Linked DNA regions of Homo sapiens: region 1 is linked to region 2. Evidence: chromatin contacts called from ENCODE Hi-C data. All regions are on one chromosome and are shown on one strand. Each heading gives the region's core, a stretch centred on a gene start or an enhancer-like site at or near the end of the contact. The rest is flanking DNA. Distances are from core to core; before and after follow the strand shown.

Region 1 (4,998 bases), core at 689-3,188, 150 kb after region 2:
ATTGTAAGTACTTTTAAAAATTCAGATAAGTTTAATTTGGAGAAATAATTTCTTTCTTGTCTTTATTTTTCACTTTCTTTCCTGATTGGGCTTTCTGCCCATTTGCCTGAGTTTCACTCTGTGTGTGTCTTGTTCTCTGGGTGATGTGAGTTGGGTGGGTGTGCACAGGTTGACCGTGTGTGGGTTTCCGGGGTTCTGGCTTTCTGGAGTAACCTGGGATGTGAGGTTGGAGGGAGGGTCCTTTGTGGCTCCCCCAACCAGCTGGCAGAGTAGCTGGTGCCAGAATGAGAAGACCAGGTTTTTTTTTTTTTTATATTTTATTTTTTTTCTACCAAGTGCACTATGAAGGTTCCAGCCAGATACTTAATTAAAAAAAAAATAATTTGGTGGGCTGTTTCTTTCAGTGGTTTCATGGATGTGTCCTTTTAATGCTATTTGGTATTAGTAGCTATGTTTCGGGGATGATTTTTAGTGTAGATCACAGAAACACACCTGGGCCGATTCCAGCTGAGGGAACACTTCTTTAAGAAGGATTGCTTTAACACAGCATGTTGGCTTCGGGGCCTGAAGATAACTGGCTTTGAGTGTGTGCTTTCTGGGCAGTGGAAGCTGCTGACCTAGTGCTATTTCAGCCCCTCCCTCTCTCTGGGGGTTTAAACTTGGTATCCAGTGAGAAGTTCCAGGCTGGGCTGGGCACGGTGGCTCATGCCTGTAATCCCAGCACTTTGGGAGGCCGAAGTGGGTGGATCACCTGAGGTCAGGAGTTCAAGACCAGCCTGGCCAACATGGTAAAACCCTGTCTCTATTAAAAATACAAAAATTAGCCGGGCATGGTGGCGCGCGCCTGTAATCCCATCTACTTGGGAGGCTGAGGCAGGAGAATTGCTTGAACCTGGGAGACAGAGGTTGCAGTGAGCCGAGATCGAGCCACTGCCCTCCAGCCGGGGCGACAGAACCAGACTCCATCTCAAAAAAAAAAAAAAAAAAAAAAAAAAAAAAAAAAAAAAAAGAGAAGTTCCAGGCTGGATGAGGCCCTCTCAGGCTTTTAGGGGATTATTCTTGCACTTTTGCCAGTCTTTTCATTTCACTAACAGCACTCATGCCAAGGTTGTCGGTTCGCTATTACTTCTTGAATTACAGCTTCCATATTTGCCTACCCTGAAGTCATACTGCTACTCTTAGGTTCACTACTGAACAGGACAATTTCTTTGAGTAGAAAAGAACCATTGCCTTTTATAATTAGTCATTTACATTTCCTTTCCTTGGGGAAGAATTATTGAATTCCAAGAACTGTTTGGTGGCATGGAGGTAATAGGAATATTGGGGAAAGTGACTAAATTATCTCAGAACTTGTCAGAGAAAAGGCCAGAAACGCAGTGGCGTCATGACTCCTTTAGAGAAAGGTCAGGAAACGGCCAGGCCCATGACTCGGGGTGGAGTGGACTCTGCCTGTGAGCAGGTATTGCCCTTCAGGTGGGGCTGGCGTGAGTTGACCATTGATGTTAATACCAGGGAGGCGACAGGGTAGTTGGGGGAAGCCCTGTCCTGCACACTAAGCTGGGGAGATGTGTGGCTTCTTACAGTGCTTGCTCCCAGAGGGGGCCAGCCAAAGGCAGTTGAGGGGGGAGCCTCCGCCATGAGTTCAGGAGCCTCTGCCATGAGCTCAGGCAGCTGGAACTTAGAATGGACTAAGCCCCGGGGATGTTGTTATCTGAAAGAGAATAACAAAGGAAGGACTGGTCTGATGCCCAGGAAGTTGGCAGAGAGAAAGCGCACTCCAGCTGAGCTCTGATTTGGCATTTGTTGTATACGTCAAGAAGCAGAGTCTTCACCTGGACGGGGCAGTGGAGCGCTTGGTGGAGGCCTGGGGTGGGGGAATGAATGCCTGGAGCGCCGAGTCCGTTTAGATGTGTCAAATCCACACCTGCCCCAGATGCCGGCTCAACTGTGCCCCTGTGGGGAAGAATCTCAGATACATGATTTCAGAGCCCCAGTCAATAAAATTGAGGACTCCTGCCAAGATTTTAGAAAGGTTTATTAAACAGAAAAGAATGTGTTAGTCACTGGGCTCTGACAGAAGGTTCATTAAGAATGAATCATTGAGCAGCAAGCAATTTAAAAATGAAAATTAAAAAATTCAATTTACAGTAGCTTTGAAAACCCTAAGAATCCGTGTCGTTGCCTGAATGAATAGTTGATTCCTTTTAATTACTAAGTAATACTCCACCGTGTGAATCTATCACAGTTTATCCATCCTCCTGTTGGTGGCAGCCGAGGCTGTTTCTGGTCTTGGGCTGTTGTGAATAACATTTCTGTGAACACTCATGTCCACATCTTCTTCTAGTGGCCTGTTAAGTTCTGGCTGTTCCACGTCAGAATGCGATTTCTCCAACACTGCGTTCCCCACAGGGTCTTCATTTATTCCGATTCTGATAGCAATCCTTTGTCAAGACAGATATTTTGAGAATGTTTGCTTCTGTGGCTTGTCACTTCATTTCATTAACAATGTCTTCTATGAGCCAACAGTTTCAACTTTGATAAAATCGAATTTATCATTTTTTTTCTTTTGTGGTAATAGTTTTCTGTGTCCTGCCTACCTCCACAATGCCAACATATACCCATGTTATGATTGATAATTTTAGTTTTTTGGTTTTAGGTCTACAACCTAGCTTGACTTAATTTCTGTATATGGTGTAAGGAAGATGTCAGGCTTCATTTTTTCCTCTACAGATATCCTGGTGAACATAATGCCATTTGTTGAAAACAGTTTTGTCCTATTTCACTTTTGCTGAAAATTAGATGATTGTATAGGTGTGTGTCTGTTTCGGGACACACTGTTTTGTCCCATTGACGTACAAATGGATCTTAATCCAGTTCACACTGTCTTCATTACTGCAGATTTTCATGGGTTGGGTAAGGCCAGTCCTCTTTGTTCTTTTAAAAAATTAAGTATTTTTGGTCCTTTGCATTTTTATATAAAGTTTGCTTTTGCCACTTCCTACAAAAAAAAAAAAAGCCTGTTGAGATTTTGAATGAGAATATGTGGAATTGTATGTCAGTTTCCCTCATACTGACAATATTAGCAATATTGAGTCTTCTTACCCGTGAGCGTAGTGTATTTCTTAATTTATTTAGATATTCTTTAATTTATCCTCACAAACATTTTGCAGTTTTTGGTATAGGGTTTTGCTCATACTTTGTCAAATTTGTTTCTGAATATTTTGTTTTTTTCTGACGTTCCTTCAAATGGCATAGCTTTGTTGGTATTTTTTGCTACTGATTTGTAGTAAATCAATTTTGGATTGATATGCTAGGGGTATATACAAATACAGTTGATTTTTGCAAGCGGACAGCTTTCCAGGGACTGCTGTAGCATAACAAATGACTCCCAAACCCTCTGACTGGAGGCAGCCATGCCTTTGTGCTCTCGGGCTCTGTGGGTCAGGATCTCTGTCAGGGCATGGTGTGGACGGCTGATTTGCGCACCATGATGTCTGGAATCTCAGGTGGTGGCTGGAAGCATCTAGACTCCCGTTCATTTAAGAGCCTGGCGCCCTGGGCCTACGTGACTCTAAGAGTAGGACTTTGGGTTGGATCGCCCACTCCTGGCCTCTCCACGCGCTGATTGTCCTCGTGGCATGGTGGCCTTGGGATAGTCAGACCTCTTGCTGGATGGTACAAGGCTCCCAGTGAGACTCTGTCCTCAAACAAGGTGGAAGCTGCATTTTTCATGACTGAGCCTCAGAAGTCACACACTGTACTCAGAAGTCATGCCCCCTGTACGCTTTTGGTGGAAGCAGTCACAAGTCTATTCTAATTCAAAGAGGGAGAAATTAGTCTCCATCTCTCGATGCCGGAGTGGCATTGGTCACCTCCTGAAAGAGCATGTGGGACAGGAGAGAATGTGGCCACTTTTGGAAAATACCCTACTTGTATCTAGTAATCTTGCTAGAGTCACTTATTATTGCTAGGAGCTTGTTAGTAGATGCCTTAGGATTTTCTGTACACGATGATGTTATCAGCAAATAAAGAGACTCTTCTTTCTTTGCAAGACAAATGGTTTTTATAGGTATACCTTGGAGATATTGCATGTTTGATTCCAAACCACCACAATAAAGCAACTATCCTAATAAAACTAGCCACACAAGTTTTTTGCTTTCTCAATGCATATAAAAGTTATATTATACTTTAATTTATTAACATACAATAGCATTGTATCTAAAAAGTGTACATACCGGAATTCAAAACTACTTTATTGCTAGAAAATGCGAATGATCATCTGAGCCTTCAGCAAGTTGTAATCTTTTTCCCAGCGGAGGGTGTTTTCTCGTCTTGACAGCTGCAGACTGATCAGGGTGGTGGTTGCCGAAGTTGGGGTGGCTGTGGCAATTTGTTAAATTAAGACAGCAATTTGAAGTTTGCCATGTCAGTGGAGTCTTCTTTTCCTGAAAGAGTTCCCTGTAGCTTGCAGAGCTACTCGATGGCATTTTATCCACAGTAGGACTTCTTTCAAAACCCCGGTCAGTTCTCCCAAGCCCTGCCACTGCTTTATCAACTAGGCTTATGGAGTGTTCTGAATCCTTTGTTGTCATTTCAACAATGTTCACAGCATCTTCATCAGGAATAGCTTCTGTCTCAAGAAACCACTTTCTTGGAGTCCAGTCATTCTGGGAAAAGAAAAGAAAAAAAAAAAGAAACCACTTTTTTTTCCTCATTTGTGAGAAGCACCTTCTCATCCATTTAAATTTTCCTGTGAGATTGCAGTAATTCAAGCACATTTTCAGACTGTTTCTAATTCTGTTGTCTATTTCCACCATATCTGTAGTTACTTCCTCCACTGAAGTATTGAACCCCTCAAAGTCATTCACGAATGTTAGAATCAACTTCTAACTTGCAGTTAATGTTGGTTTTTTGACCTCTTCCCATGAATCACAAATGTTCTTAATGGCATCTAGAAAAGCAGGTCCTTTCCACAGGGTTTTCAGTGGGCTTTGCCCA
Region 2 (4,568 bases), core at 1,861-4,360:
TTAATGACGTTGGCATTTTCACCATCGGTGCAGCTTGTGTTTCTAAAACATGACTACCTCACCCACATTGCCTATCCCTAAGGCATTTCAGCCACCCAGAGCCCCTTCGGAATCTGCTTTCCTTTCTCACGGACTTACCTTTTGAACATGCGTGTACCAAATGGTATTTTATAAGTCGTAGTCTTCTCGTATCAAAACGAGTCCTGGCCGCCAGCAGAACGTCTGATCAGCCTAGGTGATCGGCCTGCCCAGAGAGAGCTGCTGTCATTTCCACTTGAGGATGCGTGTGGGCTTGGTCACTTTGTGCAGCCTGGTGGTGTGAGTGAGGTCTCAGCCTTAGGTGGGCTTCTGAAGGGTGACCTATGACTCCTCTCTTCTCTGAGAGTACCTGGGTGGAGCGTACTGGGGTCCCAGGATGATGGATGATGGGCCACTTTCTACTGGGGCGGGCAGTGAAGACTTCATCTGGAGGTGCTTGTCTTATCCGCAGGGACTGTCTGTCTCAACCACGTGAGCAGCGTTAAGGCCGCTCTGCAGCTCTTTGTGCGGATATATGGCATGGGTGCTCCCCTTTGTGCTCCCCACCCTAACACAATCTCAAGTGTTGTTAGGCCTGTGCGTCGTGCAGTGTAATTTCCCCACAAGGTGTCACTGCAGATTATTCCCAGGACTTTCACGCCCCAGGGACTTCCGTGTGCCATTGACTAAGATTAGAAGCATCTTGAGGCCAGGGGGCTGCTCCACACTCCCGTGCCTTCCAACACAGCAGAGGTTCTGGTGCAGCGTCAGGACTCCAGTGGGATTTTTCTTTTGTATTTGAGAGAATGGATGGAGGTGGGATACATTTGCTCAGCATGATTTCTCACCCACGGATTAATAAATATATGTAAGTGTGATAAAGTTAAAAAATGGAGGCCTCATAATTCTGCAGGAAGAAAGACAAAGGAATTAAAGATTGAAAAGGCAAGAAGCCTTTGAAGCAGCCTGTTGTCCTCTTAGTTGTTCACATTCTGGTTCTAACAACATGTCCACTTGAAGAACTACCTGGGCCACTGCGAGATGTTTGTCACTGTGAGATGTTTGTCTGTTGCATTTCTCTACCCACTCCCACGGCCTGTCCTGGAGTTCACACTCTCCCTGTCTCTGGCCTGGGCCGCTTTGGGAGTCTCCCGTCTGGCCCAAGGGCGTCCAGCTTACCTCTTCCTGCCCGTCTCCCACAGGAGATCTTGTTAGAGGCCAGTCTGCTTACCTGAGCTTCTGCTTTCAGATCCTTGGTTAGCCTCCTGCATGGAGCTCAGAGTCCAGACTCCTCAGCCTGGGACAGGAGGCCACACCTCTCACCACCTCCCACTTAGGCCTTCTCCCACCCTCCTGTCTCTGTTTGGACTGTTCTCTGCCACCCACTGTCACTCTAGCCACATGGGCTCATCTCTGCTCTTCAGGTGAGCTGTGCACATGTGCACACACAGATACACGCCCTCACGTTGAGCGCTCATTTCCTTTGTGCCTGGTGCTGTTCTTAGTACCTCATGGGTCTTATTTCATACTTGAAACGACCTACATGGCAGGTTCTATATTGTCTGTTTCAGATGAGCTAGAGGCACTGATACAGTAAACAAAGTCCTTAAGGTCACACACTCTCCAATGTCACAGGTCTGGGATGAGAGCCCAGATGTGTCCCCCACCCCCTCCACATTTCTGCTGGTGGTCAGGGGTGGGGGTTTCCCTGCTTCGCTTCTGTGCATTCTCCAAGTGTCGGATCAAATAGCACCTCCTCTTTGTGGCTCTTTTTTCTTTGACTCTTCTCTCTGTCCTTACAAAATTAATTGTGCAGTAATCAAACGCATTGTTTCATAGTTACTTGTGGCCTGGGCTGTGAGCCCTCAGGGTAGGGGTGCATCTTATTCATCTTCAGGTTCCGTGGTTCAGGGCACATATTACGTAGGTACCTGGTGAAATTAGGTAATGTTTGGGATGTCTTGAAAATGTATGTTGTGGAACTCACCCCCTTCATGGCCTGGTGAGTAGGGGTTTGTGAGGGATGGTCCTGTTGTTGCTTCTCTCTTCCTGTGCTCCCTGATGCTCCTGAAGTCACCTCTGCTTTTGCTGCTGATTAGAGACAGAACTCTTCTAACCGACTTACTAGCACGGAGAGAATACATCTGCTTCACATTGCTGCCAAGTTAATACTGCATCTGGGAAGGCCAGAGAAAAACCAAGTTAAGAGAATCTTACTGCATAATTTATGAAAGACTGAGTCATAAAATAAGCATTTACAGTGGCCTGTTTGCCCAAGGTAGGGAATGCTAATGCAGCTATTATTCATCCCGATGGGGCCAGCGGCGTTTCTATGCCTCCAAAAGGTCTTCTGGCTCTTAGTTGCCTCCATGGATTTCTGAGGTTATCTCTAGCCTTTGTTTCCAAAATTGGCTCTTTTCCTGTTTGGGGGCCGGAGGTTTGGAGTTCAGTGCCGCGTGAAACAATTTTGTAGGAACTGTGTGTGTTGATATTTCTAAACAATGGAGGTCGTAAAGAAAAAAATCCCAAGACACCAGATTCAGTGCCAGCTCAGTACTAGGCACCATGAAAGGAGCAGGGGTACACAGGGAAATGAGACTGGCTTTGTTCCCAAGGCGCTGTGCTCGGCGAGAGACAGAATGTCTGCCTGGTGCTGTGAGCGCAGAGCCCTGGGTGGGGAAAGGATCTGAAGTGGAGACATTTCCCAGTTGCTGATGGTACAGCAGGGCTGGAAGGGTGTGGAGCTGGGCATAGGTATTGTGGGCATCAGGCGTGCCGCACCCAAGGCGGGAATGCATGGGGACGCTGAGGCGAGTGACTGGAGGCAGGCTGGCATGGTGGATGGTCTGCTTTCTGAAGGCTTGTGGTTGCCAGGCCTGAGAGTGACTGCTCATCGTATGTGACTTCTCTCCACTCACACTACTTCCCATCACCCTTCGAGCCCCTGGAGGGTAGGGCCCTATTCTCAATAAATGACAGATCAGTGATTGCAGTGTTTCCAGCAGCCCTCAGATCTCCCAGGGCTAGAAATCGCAGGGCGTCATGTTGCATGTAGGCTGCAAGCTGTGAGCAGCTCTGTGTGTGTCCTCATTCCAGCCCTGGCTGGAAAGTGCAGTCTGTCTGGGACCGCTCCCATGGCACAGAGCAGAAGCAAAGGGCTGGTGGAAGGTCCCAGTGCCTCTTTGAGCTTTGCCAGGACAGTGTGTGTCACATCACTTTCCGTGGGCCAGCTGATGGCACAAGGCCAAGCCCAACATCAATGGGCAGGAATGTATAATCCTTTTACAGGGAAGTGAATCTTCAAGAACAGTGATACAGGCTGCTACTCAGAGCACTTGAAGGATTTGAATCTGGGAAGTAATGTGATCCTATTTATAATTTTTAGAAAGTTCATTCTGGTGCAAGTGGCCTGGAAAAGTGCAGATAGATTCAGGGTCAGCGTAGGTGGGAAATACATTTATAGCTGCCTGTGCCGAGCGGGCTCTGGGCAGAGGGTCAAGCTGTTGGAGTGGGGATGCTGAAGAAAGAAAAGCTTTAAGAGGTATCTCCGAGGAAGATGGAGTCAGAGAATCTAGTGACTGGTGGTGTGAGGGAGCCTCAGGGTCCCAGTGAGTCATGCTGGGCATTGGAGTCACGGTGGATGACAGTGACCTCATCTAAGAGGACACGAGAGGAAGAGCAGATTGGGCAGGCCGAAGGCATTTGATGTTGGCCACTGGGTCCTGGCACCATGAGAATGGAGGTGTTGGTGGACGAAATCACCCAGTGGGCTCTTGTCAGGCAGGAGCAGAGAGCATGGACAGAGCCCACCCCTGACATTTCCATAGGAGGGAGGATGCTGACGTGGAGGACCTCCTGTGTGTCTGACATTGTTGCAGGAGTCTCTGTAGAGTCTCCTGTTGGATTTCCAGCAACTCTCCAGAGTAGATTCTCTTTACCACTGTTTCGTTTAACGGTTGTGGGAACCGAGGCCCACAGAGGTCAAGATACCTGCTCCAAGGTCATCCAGCAGATGAGCCTGAACCTGCAGTAACTCCCGGACTCGGAGCACAAGCACGTGGCTTGTGTGTTCCTTCTCAAGTAGGACCACTCCTGGTGTCCTTTGGTTCAAGATCATATCTAGTATATAATGAAATTTTGTTTTATGCAGTTTTTCAAGTGAGTTCACACCCATGGTCTGATTGAAAAAGTAATTAGTATTCCTATTAGAGCTTACCAAACAATCCCCTGATACGTGAGCATCCACAGAGGAACAGAGCAGCACTGTGTTTGTGATCTTTGATTTATAGCTGCCTGTGCCCAGCGGGCTCTGGCAGAAGGCTATAAATAAAATTAAAATAAATGGAAACAATGCACCTATAAATTGGGTTGCAGGAACCTCCAATTACCTTTTAGAGGAAATCCCCAATAAAATGCTGTTTGGCAATCCGTTTGAAAGAGAAGGAGCGATAGATCATCGTGGCGAAGTCAGGAAAGTGAAGGACAGGATACAATGTTGGAATGTTTCAAATATTAAAATTAGCTGATTCCAGTGAATTGCTGTTTGGTGT

What was found. A loop is a pair of places that touch in the nucleus more often than their neighbours do. Pooled maps may share reads with other maps.
Region 1: a map of aorta shows a loop between it and region 2 (2.2-fold over the local background). The contact joins two enhancer-like sites. A Hi-C loop is called at or near these places in 2 of 168 maps with a recorded cell type or tissue (Calu3 and aorta), 1 of 37 single-sample maps with no recorded cell type and 1 of 50 pooled maps.

The regions. Positions count from the first base shown.
Region 1 is chr22:46,983,398-46,988,395 of GRCh38, forward strand. All of the region lies in intron 9 of TBC1D22A (TBC1 domain family member 22A), which reads left to right. Among named protein-coding and RNA genes, the nearest start is that of TBC1D22A-AS1, 70 kb to the left of the region's middle. RefSeq lists an enhancer at 1-82. Within about 2 kb of position 1,939, at least 5 of the 41 ENCODE cell types and tissues checked have a DNase peak (open chromatin) inside an H3K27ac peak, as active enhancers do.
Region 2 is chr22:46,827,368-46,831,935 of GRCh38, forward strand. All of the region lies in intron 4 of TBC1D22A (TBC1 domain family member 22A), which reads left to right. Among named protein-coding and RNA genes, the nearest start is that of TBC1D22A, 67 kb to the left of the region's middle. RefSeq lists a silencer at 1-37. Within about 2 kb of position 3,111, at least 12 of the 41 ENCODE cell types and tissues checked have a DNase peak (open chromatin) inside an H3K27ac peak, as active enhancers do.